2 separate regions of the Mus musculus genome follow, and region 1 is linked to region 2. The links are chromatin loops, found by intact Hi-C in ENCODE. Cell type or tissue: heart. All regions are shown on one strand. Each heading gives the region's core, and the rest is flanking DNA. Links, peaks and the distances in the headings are about the cores only. Region 1 holds the start of Tie1 (tyrosine kinase with immunoglobulin-like and EGF-like domains 1). Region 2 holds the start of Elovl1 (elongation of very long chain fatty acids (FEN1/Elo2, SUR4/Elo3, yeast)-like 1).

Region 1 (8,758 bases), core at 468-8,467, 60 kb after region 2:
AGCCCTGGTGGATCCTGAGACCCAAAGGAAGTACATAAACAGGTCCCAGCTTCCCACATCACCCCTGCCTTCTGCCCCTTACCTCGCACGATGAGCCGAAAGAAGGCACTGCCCAGGGGGCTGGCCTCTAGGTAGGTGGCACTGTAGATGCCACTTGATGGTGGCTGTACATTTTGGAGCTGCAGTTGAAAACGCCCGTCATCGGCCTCTTGCCAGTCTAGGGTATTGAAGTAGGATCCTGGGGAACACGATCAGGGTCCCTCACAATCACACGAAGGGCTGATGTTACCTCCCTTTGCCGTGGTCACACCAATGTGGCCCGCCCACAGTGATCAGACCTGGGACCACCACCAGATCCAAGCCAGGAAGCAGGAGAACATCCTCTTCCTGCTCTCTGAGCCACCAAGACCTTCTCCTCCCCCATCGGCTCCTAGTCCAACCCTTTTCTTCTGCCTTTTATTTCTGGGCAGACAGGGGGTTGCTTTTTGTTGTTGAGACAGGGTTTCTCTGTGTAGCCCTGGCTGTCCTGGAACTCACTCTGTAGATCAGGCTGGCCTCGAACTCAGAAATCCACCTGCCTCTGCCTCCCAAGTGCTGGGATTAAAGGCATTTACCACCACTGCCTGGCTTCAGGGGGCTGCTTTTACAATAGACTCTTCTGTACCCCAGTACTCTTGCAGGCTCTCGAGGCTCTCCATTGCACCCGAATGACAACCAATCCCCTGGCAGTTGTTTTCACCAGTTTGGTCCCTGCTCAATCCTCCAGCCCCGTACCCCACCACACCCTGCCTGACCCCTACATTCTCGAATTCCTAAAAGCTTGTTTGCCCTCTAGAAACATCTGGTATGTCGGACCCTCCTGCTTTTGTTCTTGTCAACCCTGCCTGTCTCCTGGCGAGTTGTTTCTTCCTCTGTCTGGCTCCTTTGCCTTTCAGGGCTCTTTCCCAGTCTCTTCATCTGGGGTCCATACTGTTAGTCAGGCATACAACCCTGTTCCTTCCTGTCTTTGATAAGAGCTCCAGACAAACTGCAGAGACTCAGGCCTCCCTTCCCTTTTCTACAGCTCCCTCTGCCTAAGGAAAAAGATCTCCTCCCTTAGGAGCCAAGTATCCAAGAGGCGGCCAGCAGATTGTGGGGGTGAAGCAGACATTTTGGGGGCTACTCAAGAAAAAAAGGAGTCCTTCCACAGAGTGGATAAGGACAGGGTAGTGGGCAGGCACAGAGCTGAGACCCACAGATCTCTGTGGACTTCAGCATATGTCTGCCTTGGACATCAAGGATCTGAGTTAAGCAAGTCTTTGAGAGAGGTTAGACTTCCCTTGGCCTGTGCTGGGCACACGTTACCATCTCTCTTCTTTCCTATGGGGACTGCTGCTTTTCTTAGGCAAGTCATGTGACAGCACCTGCTAACTCCTAGGGGAGGGTCAAAGATGAGGGCTTAACATAGCACATAGAGGTAGCTGGCCGCAGGCTCCTGGTCCTTTTAGTACAGTAGGAGGGTGGCTCAGAGCTACAGATGAGAGGGAAGCCCCTAGAGGTTGGTCACAAGGATGGCAGGTGGGTCAGGGTGGACTAAGTATATGGTGGGCCATGGATGGAAGACCTAAGGTGTCAGCATCATGGGTCTCCCTGTCCCACCAACTGCCCCTCACCGTTGTTCTTCCAGATCACGTCAGTCTGCTTTTCCTTGTGCACATGGGCAGAAAGCACAGCAGTGTCACCTTTGTTCACCGTGTGTGTGACCTTGTCTGGAAACAGGTGTGCTGTGGATGAGAGGTAAGTTCAGCGATCTACAACACAGCCCTCCCTCTGGTGGTCGATCTCCTGGTAGGCCAGACTCACCCCCTGGGCTGTTGTGCACATAGAGAACTCGAGTGCGCCGCGCGCCAGCACCACCCACACAGGAGAAGACGCCTACCAAATCCGAGGGCTTGGAGAAGCCCCTCAGCGTGACCTGGTGAGAACCGTTGCGTGCCAGGTACAGGGGCTGCCCAGGCGGGAAGGTGCGCACGATGCGATCATCCTTCTCCAGCAGCAGGGGCGGGTCCGAGCTCCTCCCTGCTCCGGCCTCACCAGACACGCAGGTCAGGAAGAAACGCTGGGGGTCTGTGATGCGCAGGTTGGCCAGCAATGTTAAGTCAACAGACGCACCTAGGACCAAACAACAGTGACTCCATGGTGGATCCTGCCAGCTCAGCAGCCCCAGGAGCCCGGGACTCCAACAGTAACTTGTGTTAATATTTCACTGTGTCCTTAGAAGACTTCACTTTTTCAAAGATTTCCGCCCATTCCCTTCCCTTACACATGTGCTCGCTCTTTACCTGCAAGCCTCTTCGTCCTAAAACATAAACAAAAGCACACATCCTTCTCTGGTCCAGACAGGGAATGAGCTACGCTTCTGTCTCCTTCCCTTACTCTGTCCGTGTCAGGTCATTGCCCTGACTCCTGTGTGAACCATTCCCACCAAGGCTATCCCTGAGCCACCTGTCCCTGCCCCATCATGGAGGTGCAGGTTAGAAGAGTCGCTGAGACTGGAGTGTCATGAGGACGCACACCCTCTTTCTTGCTTAACTAATTGAGGACTATTTGACTGGCTGGGATTGAAGATCGGTTAGGGCCAGAGAGACACAGACACAGGTGGGTCTGGGCCCTACCTTGGGAAGCTGGAGGACCAGACACAGGCATCCCTCCCAGATGGAGGTGTTGGCTCAGAGGGAGGAACATCTAACCAGCAGGGGGGCGGGGGAAGGAAAGGGGACAGGAAAAGATGCAGATAACAAACTTCATTAGAAGGTGCTTGGGTGAGGAGGAACGAAAGGTCAGGCGTAGGGAGAGGCCACCCTACGCTCAAGTATGAGAAATGTTGTAGTGTGGGGAGGGGAGCTGCCCCGGGCTAGTGCAACTGGAGCGTAAAATCTGTACCCTGAAGTGGGCAAGACCGAGGAGAAGAATGTGATCAGCCTGCTTCAGACCTGTGACCCCAGACCTTCCAAGGCCCCTCCTTCCCTGGCCCTTCCCTGCCTGTTAGCTGTCAGGTCATCAATTCATTTAAATGCCACTTAGCATATTTTTGACGGTCTATCGTAAGCCAAAGAAGCTGGCATCTCTTGGCCACCTCGCGGGCACCAAATGCCCTTTCTCCCTGGCATCCTCATGGCTTCCAGTGAAGTTGACATCCTTTGCTGTAATAACTACGGAGCACATTCATCCACTCCCTCGGCATTAACTGTCACCCCTGAGTCAGTAGCTCTGGTGTGGCCTTTCAGCTCCCAATGCATTTGCATCTGTGTTTCCTAAGCTACACCCTCACCTCTCCCAAGCTTTCTGAGTCAAAGGATAACACCCATTACCTGAGACACTAACTTCAGAGTCATCTTGTGTTCCTGCTGTCATAATAATTAATGTTTATTGGATGTCAATTATGTGCCGGGGCCCTTTAGTGATGCTCTCGTCCTTTCAGGACCACACTGTCCTGGGAGGTGAGTGTTATCCTCTTCCAGGATGATGGTTTTATAACCAGGGAGCAAAAGCTCAAAACTTGCCTAAGGTCATACAGTTAGAAGGGAGCAGAGCCAGGTTGTCCAAGCCCAGGCTCCTCTTCCCTTAGCTTCCAGTCTGCTGGCACATACTTCTGCAGGTTTTTCTTTTTCTTTTCTTTTTTTCTTTTTCTCGTCTTTCTTTTCTTTTCTTTTCTTTTCTTTTCTTTCTTTTTCTTTTTTTTCTTTTTTTTTTCTCTTGAGACAGAGTTTCTCTGTATAGCCCTGTCTGTGTAGCCTTGGCTGTCCTGGAACTCACTCTGTAGACCAGGCTGGCCTTGAACTCAGAAATCCGCCTGCCTTTGCTGCCCAAGTGCTAGGATTAAAGGCGTGCACTACCACTGCCTGGCCTACAGTTTTTTCTTATGGGCTTCCATACCTCCCAAGCTTGCACTTGCTACTCTGTTGACTACCTCTCTTAGGGAAACCCTTCATGACTTTTCTGGTCCTGTGGCAGAGTAAGCTGACTCTCTTCTCAGTGCTTCTCAAAAGCTCTTGATGTCTGCTTCTGTCTGGCCCTCATTCCTGGCCTGTGTTTCCCACCAGACAGAACCACTCAAAGGCAGCCTCTGACTTCTAGTTCTCTGGTCAGCAGACTGAAAGGACCTGCCACCAGCATTCAGAAGCTTCTCCATGCCCTCTGTACACACAGCTCCATTTAAACAACAAACGTATCAACCTTTGGGAGCCCAGCATCATTTAGTTGTCATATGATAGGTTTAGGTGTTGCCATATTCTCAACTAATGGAACATCATTGGTGCTAAATAAATTTTATTATTATTATTATTGTTATTATTTTGAGACTGGGTCTCTCTATGTAGTTCTGGCTGTCCTGGGACTTGCTATGTAGACCAGGCTGGCTTCGAACCTCAGAGATCTACCTGCTTTTGCCTCCTGAGTACTGGAGTTAAAGCCACCATGCTTGTCTGTCCAATGAATTATTGATTAAGCCCAACACAGTTACTCGTGAGGTCCAAGTTGATGGCTGACTTCTGCCCCTACTCACCTCTCCCCCCTCCAGGCAGTGATTCCTAGCACCTGCCTGAGTTTTCCCCACCCTGACCTCATTCTTGGTGGATCAAAATCGTCATGACGCTATGACGACGACGATGATGATGATGATGTCAGTTTCTGCTTGTCCCTGCAATTTTTAAGTTGTGTTAAAATACACATACCCTAGAATCTACCGTTAGAACCACTTGTAAACAGTCAATTCAGTGTTAATAAATGCATTCATAACCTCATGTGAACATCACCACCCATTTCCACAGCTCTTGTTTTTGTTTTTGACGTAAGGTCTCCATAAGTCTTTATGGGGCTAACATGGAGTCCTCTGTGTAGTCTAGGCTGGCCTTCCAAGTGCTGGGATTAAAGAAGTCCACCACCACACCCTAACTGAAATGCTACACTCATTAAACAATAACTCTCTATTTCCCTTCCCCCAACCCATGCTCACCACCATATTGTGAGGTCTATTGCTAGGCTAGGCTAGGGTTTCTTGGGGGTCGGGGGCTGGAATTAAGGCCTTGAAATCAAGAGTCAGGGAGGAGCTCTGCTCACTCCAGGGAAGACTTACCAACATGAGAGGCCAAGAAAAGAGTGGGGAGCAGCAAAGAGGATCCCCACCAGACCATACTCTGGAAGCTGCCCTGGGCCAGCCAAGGCCAGCTGGGCCCGGGGTCAGTTGCTGTGGGTCTGAGTGTTCAGCCTGTCCAGCTCAGTGCACCTCGGTGCTGGGGAGGAAGAGGAAATGATGGTTAGGGTAGGAGGGGTGGCAGGGAGAGAGGGTGGGAAGAGTTGTCGCCTGTAGTCCTCCCGTGTCCAGCCCCCACAAGCCCGGGATGGGTGTGGCCTGGAAGTCTCTGGAAGGGGGGGCATTAGAGGTGGGAGGCAGGTTGTGACAAGGACAGATCTGGGGATGGTTGGGCTCTCTCTCCCATCCCTTCGGTCCCTTCCATCTGCATTGCTGGAGCACGGGAGACAGGAAAGGGAGGAAGCCAGTGGCTTCCGCCTATTGAGAAGGTTTGGAGGCAGGACATTGTTCTGGGGTCTCCCCTCCTCCCAGCACACACACGCTGGGAGGAGGGGAGACACACACACACACACACACACAAATACAAAATGAGGCTCACGTGACTCTTTTTTTTTTCAAAAGTAAACAAGAAACGGTCTCTGTAAGGTTTTAATGCTCAGTTTTCACAAACACAAGTTTCTACCCAATTTTACAACACACGATAAAATGTCCTAGTCTGTAGACTGTGCATTAAGTGTTCACTTCGGTAGCACACACACTAGAATTTGCATTATTCAACTCTTCCTCATATTCTTTTCCAATCTTTTAAAATCACCAGGAGTTTCTACCTAAGTAATATTCTACTGTATTTACATTTGAGTTGCATGTCTTCCGAGATCGGGCGCGTTCAGAGTGGTATAGCCGTAGACGAGTTGCATGTCTTAAGAACAAACGGAAATCCATGATATTTTGGTTAACTCAGTGTATTTACAAAATGAAAAGCTCTATCAAAATACTTTTCACTGGAAAAATAAATAGAACAGGCATTGGATCTACCAAAGTTCATATTCACTTTGGCCGATGTCAGTGTGGGACAGTTCATGACAGCACAATTTACCCTGATTTCCCCAGAGCTGACCAGCTTCCAAGCTAACTGTTAAATTATTTTACTGAGATTTTATTATGTTGTTATCTGGTTCATTCCAGATCATTGTCAGCCAGGCTCTGAGCACTTACAGTTCTCTGACTAACGGTCGGAAGCTTGGTCAGGAGCATCTGGAACACTGGTGGTGGAAGAGTCTGCTGGAACACTTGCAGCAGCTGCGGAGGCAGCAATGGCATTTGTCAGGTGGTCCACACCCTTCTCGTAGTCACCTTGTGCTAATAACCCTTCACCAAGCTGTGTCTCTTCAAGGAAGAATTTCTGAACTGCTTCAGCGTCTTTTAAATCAGGAAACTTGGTGTATTAGTCAGGGTTCTCTAGAGTCACAGAACTTACGGACAGTCTCTAGATAGTAAAGGAATTTATTGATGACTTACAGTTGGCAGCCCAATTCCCAACAATGATTCAGTCGCAGCTGTGAATGGAAGTCCAAGGATCTAGCAGTTACTCAGTCTCACGCAGCAAGCAGGCAAAGGAACAAGAGCAAGAGCTAGACTCCCTTCTTCCAATGTCCTTATATTGTCTCCAGCAAAAGGTGTAGCCCGGATTAAAGGTGTGTTCCACCACACCTTTAATCCCAGATGAAAGGCATAGCCCAGATTAAAGGTGTGTTCCTTAACTCGGAGATTCAATCTTCTGGAATCCATAGCCACTACGGCTCAAGATCTTCAAACCAAGATCCAGATAAGGATCTCCAAGCCTCCAGATAAGGGTCACTGGTGAGCCTTCCAATTCCGGATTGTAGTTCATTCCAAATATTGTCAAGTTGACAACCAGGAATAGCCACTACAATCCACCCCTTGTCAACTTGACACAAATAACATCTCATGTTCACATGAAACAATAACAAGGTTGTAAATACGCCTAACATGATATAACTATCCCTCGTACAATCGCAAACGCATTAGTAAATTTACAATGGGCATTCATATTACTTTATAATCCTCGTTTCTGCAACTGGTTACGTGGCCTTAATTGGTATTTATAACTACCTTCCTCTACTACCCATTCTGTATTTCCTTCTCCTTCAGCCAGCACCTCAGCAGGTCTTGGCTCTTTTCCTGGAGGATTGACCCATACCTTCATTCCTGATGGGTCTGCGTCCTTGGTCATCCTGCTTGGATTTGGCTGTTGTAGTTTCTCATTGACTTTAATCACAGGACATGGTAGTACTAAGAGACGCCCTAAGGGATCTCCTACACTCCAGACATAATCTTGCTTACCACCATTGTGAAGAGGTAATCCAATTTCCCCATGGTAATCTGGATCTATCACCCCTCCTAACACTGTTATTCCTCTTTTAGCCTGTTGGTTTAAGGGCATTAGAAGCCCAAAATGACCAGGGGGAAGTCTGAGCTTCCAGTTCAATGGAATGTTTGTTGTAGCTCCTGGTAGGAGCACTCCCCTCTCTGGAGCCAAAACTTCTAAGCCAGCAGAACCTAGAGTTATGGGGACAGGAAGCAAAAATTTTCCTAAAGGGTCACTAGGAGTGATAGTAAGTGGAACTATTCCATTTTCCACCCCTTGATTCCTGGACCCATGAATCCTGGCTATGGGTGAAACTGTACCATATATCGAGCGCTGATTCAAAGCATATACTGCCTTCTGAAGAACTCTGCCCCAGCCTTCCAAGCTGTTACCACCTAATTGGCGCTGTAACTGCATCTTCAAAAGGCCATTCCATCTTTCTATCAGACCAGCTGCTTCAGGATGATGGGGAATGTGGTAAGACCAGTGAATTCCATGATCGTGGGCCCACTGTCGTACTTCTCTGGCTGTGAAATGAGTTCCTTGGTCAGAAGCAATACTGTGTGGAATACCATGACGATAGATAAGGCATTCTGTCAATCCATGAATGGTGGTTTTAGCAGAGGCATTACGTGCAGGAAAGGCAAATCCATAACCAGAATAAGTATCTACTCCAGTAAGAACAAAACGCTGTCCTTTCCATGAAGGAAGTGGTCCAATGTAGTCAACCTGCCACCAGGTTGCTGGCTGGTCACCTCGAGGAATGGTGCCATATCTGGGGCTCAGTGTTGGTTTCTGCTGTTGGCAGATCTGGCAATCAGCAGCAGCTGTAGCCAGGTCAGCCTTGGTGAGTGGAAGCCCGTGTTGCTGAGCCCAAGCATAACCTCCATCTCGACCACCATGGCCACTTTGTTCATGTGCCCATTGAGCAATGACAGGGATGGCTGGGGAGAGAGGCTGACTGTCCACAGAACGGGTCATCTTATCCACTTGATTATTGAACTCCTCCTCGGCTGAAGTCACCTTTTGGTGAGCATTTACATGGGACACAAATATCTTCACATCCTTTGCCCATTTGGAGAGATCTATCCACATACTTCTTCCCCAGATGTCTTTCTCACCAATTTTCCAATTGTGATCTTTCCAAGTCCCTGACCATCCAGCCAATCCATTGGCTACAGCCCATGAGTCAGTGAATAATCGTACATCTGGCCATTTCTTCTTGGAAACAAACTGTAATACCATGTGTACTGCCCGAAGTTCTGCCCACTGTGAAGATTTCCCTTCACCTGTGTCTT
Region 2 (8,747 bases), core at 748-8,747:
CCCACACGGTCCCATTTATGTCCACCCTCCTAACCTAAGCATCACTGGGATACAGGAGTGCTTGTATATACCTGTAGTTTTAGCACTCAGGATGCTGAGGCAGGAAAATAGAGAATCCAAGGCTAGCCTGAGCTATAAAGTGAGATCCTACCTTCAAAGTGGGTGGAGGGGGGGGCAGCACTAGGAAGATGTCTCAGTTGGTAAAGTACTTGGGGTTGATTCCTAGCACCAATAGGAAAGATAGGTGCTGCTAACTTCCACATACACTCACACACACACATTCCCGCCTCCTTTATAAAAGAAACAAAATAAAACAAAAACCCTAAACCCAAATTTCTGATGAATACCACCACCCTGCTCAGTTCCCAAGAGGTGGAGCCATCTTCTGTGCCCAGGAAGCATGCCTGATGCCTGCCATCAGTTTACCAGACTTTTATCAGTTCCTAAAACCTCTTATCTTGCTGCGACTCAGGCTCAGGGAGTGCCTCGCCTGCTGCTGAAGAGAAATAATCTTTATCAAACTCTGTAAGTGTCATCCCAACCTATCGACAGACTGCATTTCTACACATTTCAGCCTGTGACGTGTTTTCCTTAGCCAAAGCCAGTCTGTGTGTGTGTGTGTATGTGTGTGTGTGTGTGTGTGTGTGTGTGTGTGTGTGTGTGTGTGTGTGTGTGTGTTTCTGATGGGTCCCATTGTCTTTCCATACAGCCTATAAACAAGATCCCACCCTTTCCTGTTAAAAGCAACCAACCATTAGTATCAATTTAGAAGTGAGAGCCAGGCACTGAGTCTAAAAGCTTCCCCCCCCCCCCATGATTCCTGTGTGCATTCAGGGCCAGCAGTTATAAACAGAGGCTGGGGATGGTCACACATGCCTGTAATCCTAGCACTGAGGGGACAGAGGCAGGAGGATCTGGAATTTGAAAGCAGCTTGGGCTGCATAGTGAGATCTTGTCTCAAAACGCGCACACACATATACACACACACACACACACACACACACACACACACACACACACACACACACACACACACACGAGCATACAGTGGGGAGGGTTGGGGGAGGCTGGGGTGGCTCTGAGTTGGAGAGAACTCTACTTAAGAGTTTCCATCACCTACCACATCTTTTGCTTCTAGGCCATTACATTGCCTCTGTGTGTCTCAAAAGCCTCTCCCTAACTGCTAGAAAGTGTTTCTGAGTGTCAGGTATCATTTCAGAGAAGCCTTTAAGAACAACCACACACACACACACACACACACACACACACACACACACACACACACACACACACACACACACTCCCCAGAGCTGATTAGGTTCCCCATTCCCCAGAGCTTTCATAGGGAACTTCACCTACATGTGACTGTGTGTTCATTTATGTGTATGTCTGCTCTCCTGGGCTGGGTGCTTTGAAGACTCCATAGCTGTGGAGATGCCATTTGGCAGACTTGGGCTATATCGGGTATTGGAAGATGCTTTCTGTCAGGACCAAGTTAAGAATAGAGTCTTTGAGTTTGTTCACTCATATAGTCAGCCAACATTTATTGAAGCCTTGCCACAGTCATCTCTCAGTGTGGCCCAGATGAATATGCACACACTTGAAGCTTCCTGTTTGTTTGACTTTAGGACGGTGTCGTCATCTTGCCAGTGTGCTTTCACAAGGGAGATGTAGGCCCAAATCTCTCGGTAGGACTTTCAGAGCTGTTTATGGATTTGCTCGTTGTTTAGGAAAGGTTTGTTAAAGGACTACTCATTAAATCATATACAAACATGTCCTCTGTGTAATGGCCTGATTCTTACCCTGACTGTTAATATTGAGACAGAGACTGCTAAGCACTTTACACGGGCTATTGCCTTAACCTTCACAGTAAGCCTATAAGCTAGGGACCATTTGTTCTCATTTTTAGAAGGTTCCATACCTCCTAAAATATATGCACGATCACACACACATTAACTGGGACATTTAAGCTCAGAACTTCAGAGTCAGGTGTGGCCTTAGAGCTGTTTGAATACACATGAAAGCCATCAGGACCTTGGTAAGTATTGGTTAACTCAATAAACACTACTCTCAAGAGAAATATAAAGATGTACTGTTCTCTCCGGGTCTTAGTTTCTCCTTTCCTTCCATTGTCCTATGTATTTTTAACAGCAAGTCAGAAAACATGTACGGTTAACTGCATGACAGATAATAGGTCCAATTGGAGTTAAGAGATATGACTAAAATATGAACTTTTCCTGCTGAAAGGATCGTGGAGTTGGGAAAGGTGCAGAAAATACATTAGTCAGAAGCAGGAGTGGTTTACAGAGTGGAGATCTGACTGCATCTCACGATGATGAAGGCTTGAGAGTCAGAGGCAGCCCCATAGATGGATATGTTTGTATGTAAATTTGTGCACATTCATCTAACAAGTCTTAATCACACATGCAAAACACCATCCCGAACGCTCCACTGGGAGCTTTTGGATCCACCACAGATGTTCACTGGAGAGAAAGCTGCTGACATTTGATGGCTGGAGTTCAGGCTATGGCTTGAGAATGACATTTCAGGGACATGGGGGTCTAGTATACAATGATACAGAAGCTGGGTTTGGAAGTAAATTCTCTGCTGGTTGTTTTTTTTTTTTTTTTTTTTTTTTTTTTGGTCAAGAGTAGGTGCTAACAGGTAAACAGGTAATCTAAAGAATGCTGAAAACTATACTCTGGCCTTCATCTCTTATCAATGCCTAGGTAACCAAATCCACCAATTATGAACCTATTATCCTTCCTAGCCACTGCCTCTTCTAAATTCCTCAACTCTCTGCCTACTTACATCATCCAGTTGTCCAAGCTGTAATTGAGTCTTTATAGGAAAGACAGATTTCATGCCATGCAATAGTTGGACTATCTGGTGCTGGGGTGGGTGGGTGGTGGTACTGAATTGACATCTAACTCCTCCCCCACCCCTACCCCTGCAACGTTGTCTGGCTTTCCCAACCCCATCTGTTACCTCTTCAGACCAGCTGTTTTCCTCTCACCTGGTCTCTCTAGTACCTTGTACCTGGGTTATAAGTTATGTTAGTGTGGGGAGCAGAGCTTAATGTGGTTTCGCTCACTGTAGATGGCCAGTAAATGTCTGACAGATGAGATGAGCTGCCTCAAAATTCTTGTTTTCTTCTGCTTCTAGAATAAGTCAGGCAGCCTCATTTGGCCTCCAAGATCTACTACATTGAACCACAGCCAATTTCACTTGCTACCCCCACCCCCACCCCCTTTCACTACCTTGAAGGCCAGTTTAGACAGTGATTCACAGTTCTTGCCTGGGGCCACTTGTATTCTCCCATCTCCGTTCCAGGAAATCCTCTCTGTGCCTCCTAAAGCTAGGACTCATCCAAGTTTATAGGCTCTGAGAAGCATGGTGGTGGCCGACTGCTGCCTCCCGCTAAAGCCTCCCGCCACCCCAATCAGCCCTTAGTAGGCACAGCTGGCCCTCCTCTTCCAGGAAAAGCCTTGAGGGAACGGTTGAACCCTGGAAATTTCCCGTAATCATAAGCCGCGACTGTCACAAAGCAGACAGGAGATGAGTGGGTCCTCATGCTGGACTGGACAGAGGACCACGAATGGGGCCATGCAGGCTGAACCTCAAGAAGAAGCTGGGTGCGGGCCAAGCCATAGTCATCGGCGGGACAGGCTGAGAGATGCGAAGGAAGGGGTGGAGAGCTGGGGCTGGGTGTGCTTCCTGCCCCGGGATCTGGCGACCCGCCCCTGCTCCCGCCCTGGCGGCCAGGCAGGCGCTGGACGGCCCCTCCTGCCTCGGCCAGCCGCCCAATCAGCAGGCGCCCCCCGCCCGGCCCGCCCCCTCCCCCTCTGGTGACAGAAAGTCGGCCCAGCAGATGAGGAAGTGGCCGGCAGGCGGCCCTGGGGACTTCTCTCCGGCCCTGATCCCTTTGAACCCTTCACTGCTGCCCGCCTGGTTTCCACTGGTGAGTGTGTACCTTCCATGGCTCCCCACGTGCCAGCGCCCCCTGCCTGGCTGGCCAGGCTAGCCCTGCCCTGCCTGCCTTGCCCTGCCCTGCCCAGGCTGTGGGCGAGGCTGTTCCTGGGGCGAGTGGGTGGGAGGTCCCAGGCACTGGGGCTGGGCCTGCCCACAGGATCCCTCCCCGGCACCTTGGCCCCTGACCCCCATTTGCTCACACCTAGTTCTTTTTCAGCACCTCCTGGCCTTCCACCCTTTGCCCACTCCTCTCTTTTCCCTTCCTGCCCCATGCCGGTGCCCTTTTTCTTTTCCATCCATCTTAAGGGAACTGGCTCTGTTTCACTGCGGGAGGGGGGTGGTGCGCACCCGGGTTTCCCTCAAACTTAGGGAGAGATCCTCAGAAGTCTGGACTCCCTCTTGCCCTCTGGGTCACTGTGTATCTCCCGGTGTTAAGTGGTGGTGAAGGGCGAGTGAATTGGAGGAGGTGGTTGAGGGAGGAGATAAGGAACTGGCAAGCTCACGTGTGTCAGAGCACATGCCTAAGTGCTAGGCCCCACTCCAACATAAGCCACCAACCAAAGTCTAACTGTAGGAAGAAATGAGTGTCACTCACCAGAGAGCTGTGTGTGCAGAAGGGAGGTGTGGGTGAAGATGTACCCATGCCTGGTCAGCTGTATGTCCCGCGGTTAATGCAATCCCTGACAGGTGTGAAGTTTAGGAGCCTGGCATGTCCGAGTCCAGTAGGGAGGCCTGTTTGGGTGATGTGGTCAACAAGATATGCCTGGACTGTGTGTGGATGTATGCTGGCTAGCTCCTGGCGCGGTATGCATGTCTCTGGGGGTGGTTGAGAGCGGTGTGATGAAGGTACATATTACTGTGTGAGAGCGTGGATGTGGATGGTAGAACTCAAGCCCCAAGGCTGGAGATTGATGGAGAGCAGCTGGAGCACTCCGCTTGTTGGGCAATTGCCGGAGTCCTCTGGGACAAAGTCCTAGGCTCTCCTGGGTCTAGGCTAAATTTTTGTATCCCTATAAACTTTCCCTTGGCATTCCTTCCAACTTTGAGGAGGAGGGGACCTAGCCCATGAGGCTCCCTCCCAGAAGAGGGAAAGATTCCTGAGACCTCCCCCACTCTCCCACCTCCTCACATACCACTGGTGTCCTCACCCCTCCCTGGTAGGGAAGGGTGATGCCCATTCTAAAGTAGGACAAACTAAGAATTCATGGCTGGTTTGGGAGAGAATGCTGGGTGTGGATTTTTTAGCAGTTCTGGCTTTGGCCAGACGTCCTGGCCAGAAGTTTCTGGAGAACCTACAAACTTATCTGGCTGGTCAGAGGTGGTGAGGCTGGGGCTCACTTGGCTTTCTCAATTCTGGTGGGTCCTGCTCCTCTAGGCATTGACCTGTGGCCTGGACCCACCCTCCACCCCATGCCCAACGTAGCGGGGGCGGGAGGAGGGCGGGGCTGCTACAAGATCTAGTCAGACAGGTGGAGCCGCCAGGGCAGGAGTCTCAAAGAGCCAGGCTCCTGGAGTGGAAGAGAGAGAGAGGCAGAACTTGCCCCTGAGAAGAAGGGAGGAGAGAGGCTGGAGGTGAAGCACTGGAAGAAGGCAGGAGGCTGGAGGTGAGAGCCTGGGAGGCAAAGGGGAAGCCCGGGGGCACTGGTGTTCACCACAGAAGTGGAACCCTAGGTTTGTTCAGGTACTAGAAAGGACAGAAGCAGGTGGGAGTCCCTGCAGGGGACAGAGGCGAGAGGAGAGTCTTGGAAAAGGGCCAGAGGGACTTTACCTGGGAGAAGGGGGTATGAGAGGAGTGGCTGAAGGGGAGATTCTCTGGAGAGAAGAGTGTCTCTCAAAGCTGAGAGATGAGACTGCTTGCCAAAAAGGTTGAGGAAGTTCACTGGGAAGATGAACTGTGTTGTGAGGAGAAAGGCTCCAGGAGACCTGGAAGGCAGGTCTCAGAGGGAAGGAGGAAGGCAGGGAAGGGAAACACTCGAAGAGAGTGGAGGGGAAAGGTGGGACAGCTCCATCCAGGCAGGCCGGATGCTTCGGCAGCCGATGTTCCAGACTGTCTCTTCTCCCAGTACACGCCTGCTCACCATGGCCTCACCATGGCCAGGATTCGACCTGGGGCCTTGTGTATGCTAGGAAAATACTTTAGTTCAGAGACCTATCCTTTTGTCAGTGAGGCAGCAGCTGTCTGATTCTGTATCTTGTCCTGTGGACCACATGTGTGATGGGGGGCCATGCAGTGGTCCCTGCCTAATACCTCCTCTCCATCCCTCCTTAGAGTCCTTAGCCAGGATGGAGGCTGTTGTGAACTTGTACCACGAGCTGATGAAGCATGCGGGTAAGCTGCTGTCTATGGCACTGCCTTCCTTCCCTTCTTCCCTGGTATCCCAGGATCTAGGGTTATGTCCTTAGGAACTCCTTGTGACCTGACTCATGTCTAGACCAAGGAAGGCTCTTAAACCCTGTGACCCTCACTCCTTTGACATCCTATTCACAGATCCCCGGATCCAAAGCTACCCTCTGATGGGGTCCCCCTTGCTAATAACATCCATCCTTCTGACCTATGTGTACTTCATCCTATCGCTTGGGCCTCGAATCATGGCTAATCGGAAGCCCTTCCAACTTCGAGGCTTCATGATTGTCTACAATTTCTCACTGGTGATACTCTCCCTCTACATTGTCTATGAGGTAGGCTGGAATGCCTAGGCTGTAGTTTCTGTTGAAGGTTAAGAGTTAGGGTACAGGGCATGGGCCAGAGCATGGCACTATCTGTTGCCGAGGTTCAGTTAGTGAAGGGGAGGGGTTGCTGGGAGAGAACGGATGGTTTAATCCACTCTTTTCTTAGTTTCTGATGTCTGGTTGGCTGAGTACCTACACCTGGCGCTGTGACCCCATAGACTTTTCCAATAGCCCTGAAGCACTTCGGGTAAGTAGAGCCTTAGGTAACCATAATTATAAGCAACCTAGATAAGGGAGAGCAGAGTTGGCCAGGTAGCAGAGGCTCTTTGGATACTGTGTAACTATTAAGATTGATCTGACTTCTCACAGATGGTTCGAGTGGCCTGGCTCTTCATGCTTTCCAAGGTCATTGAGCTGATGGACACAGTGAGTGTTACAGCTACTACAACTTGGGAGTGGGAAGGATGGACGGGGGGGGGGACAGGCATGCAACCTCCCCATTCTTCCCCCAGGTGATATTTATCCTCCGGAAGAAGGACGGGCAAGTGACCTTCCTCCATGTCTTCCACCACTCGGTGCTTCCCTGGAGTTGGTGGTGGGGGATAAAAATTGCTCCAGGTGAGCAGTGAAGGCCGCTGGAGAAGAGGGTGGCCACGGGGAAGAGAGGCTCATCTCCTGACCATCTTGTTTGCCATCGTAGGAGGAATGGGCTCCTTCCATGCCATGATAAACTCCTCTGTACATGTCGTCATGTACCTCTACTATGGATTGTCTGCCCTTGGCCCTGTGGCCCAGCCCTACCTTTGGTGGAAGAAACATATGACTGCCATTCAGCTGGTGAGGAGCCTGTTGGGCCCAAAGCCAACCCCCAGTGTTTCTAACTTAGCTCCTTCTTTCTACCCAGTTTCACCTCTGATCCTTGCCCTCCCCACCCTAAGCTATTTCTATTCCCCCCCTCTGCGCCCCAACCTATTTCTGACCCTTGTCTTTTTCTATCCCAGATCCAGTTTGTCCTGGTCTCACTGCACATCAGCCAATACTACTTCATGCCCAGCTGCAACTACCAGTACCCCATCATCATCCACCTCATCTGGATGTATGGCACCATCTTCTTCATACTGTTCTCCAATTTCTGGTATCACTCTTACACCAAGGGGAAGCGGCTGCCCCGTGCAGTTCAGCAAAATGGAGCTCCAGCTACCACCAAGGTCAAGGCCAACTGAGAAGCATGGCCTAGACATTGCCCACCTAAGTGCCTCAGGACTGCACCTTGGGCAGCATCCACAAGTGTCCTCTCTACCTACACCCGTGACCAGGGCTCTGTGGTCAGGACTGAGCAGGCGGACTGGCTCTCCCCTCCCCACAGCTGGTCCACAGGGGCCACTGTTCCCATCCCTTCTCCCAGCCAGCTCCAGGGATGTGGCCTCACTGCTGTCTGCCACCAGAACTGGAGGCTGAAAGGGCTGGACACTTACTTCCCCCTCCCTGCCTTAAACTTGGGAGAGGAACACTCAGGGCTGGCCGGCACGCACCCGGGTCTTGTGGCCTTTCTCCTCACACTGAAGAGGTCAGCAATAATCTGTCACTGTGGACTCAGGCTCCCTTCTCACTCCACATGGAAGCATGAGCTTCGGGCCAAAGGTCAGAATGGGCAGGCAGCAGGCCTGGAAGTCAGGCTGTGCGCTCACTTGTGTCTTAATTAAAGTGACGGGAAACCACTGAGATTGTGTGTGTGTGTAAATGAGGTGCGGGACACAGCTTTAGCTCTGGCTTGTTTACAAACAAAAGGGATGGGTGGTAGTGCATGCGGTAATTCCAGCTCCTGGGGAGGGTACAAAGCAGGAAGCTCAAAAGAGCCTGAACCCTGTCTCAAAAGAAAAATGATGCTCAGTAGGCAGGGCTCTGGGTTTGGTCCCCTAAACTACAAAAATAATATAAAAAGGGGGGTTGCCAAGTCTAGCTCTAGTCAGAGTAGGGGAAGCATGTAGGAAGGATGCTGGGACATAAGGAAGATACGAACTTTATTAGAAAAAATAAAATAAAAACAAGAAAGGAAATGCGTTTGTTCAACGGATGCCTTGGTGGATGAGGCTACTTTTAGCTAC

The links. A loop is a pair of places that touch in the nucleus more often than their neighbours do. Peaks named below come from ENCODE experiments on the same cell type or tissue, not always from the same donor. Only the 100,000 strongest peaks of a DNase experiment are listed, where the experiment ranks them.
Region 1: a loop joins it to region 2, with 2.2 times the contacts of the local background. A loop is called at or near these places in 3 of 42 quality-filtered maps.

Annotation. Positions count from the first base shown.
Region 1 is chr4:118,484,535-118,493,292 of GRCm38, forward strand. It overlaps Tie1 (tyrosine kinase with immunoglobulin-like and EGF-like domains 1), which reads right to left and starts at 5,315. Exons shown (of 23, transcript NM_011587.2): 1 at 5,114-5,315; 2 at 1,843-2,151; 3 at 1,653-1,763; 4 at 83-238. The coding sequence starts at 5,171. It also overlaps the pseudogene Gm12859. In heart, for the core only: no CTCF peak of the experiment used is centred there; a DNase peak (open chromatin) is centred at 5,417; H3K4me3 peaks cover 2,559 bases; H3K27ac peaks cover 2,357 bases.
Region 2 is chr4:118,424,255-118,433,001 of GRCm38, forward strand. Elovl1 (elongation of very long chain fatty acids (FEN1/Elo2, SUR4/Elo3, yeast)-like 1) reads left to right here and starts at 3,839. Exons shown (of 8, transcript NM_019422.3): 1 at 3,839-3,961; 2 at 6,242-6,301; 3 at 6,461-6,651; 4 at 6,809-6,889; 5 at 7,012-7,068; 6 at 7,155-7,260; 7 at 7,343-7,479; 8 at 7,644-8,699. The coding sequence starts at 6,256. The coding sequence ends at 7,865. Cdc20 (cell division cycle 20) reads right to left here. Exons shown (of 10, transcript NM_023223.2): 10 at 8,647-8,747. The coding sequence ends at 8,709. In heart, for the core only: a CTCF peak has its summit at 3,925; DNase peaks (open chromatin) are centred at 3,787, 4,647 and 5,397; H3K4me3 peaks cover 3,073 bases; H3K27ac peaks cover 2,768 bases.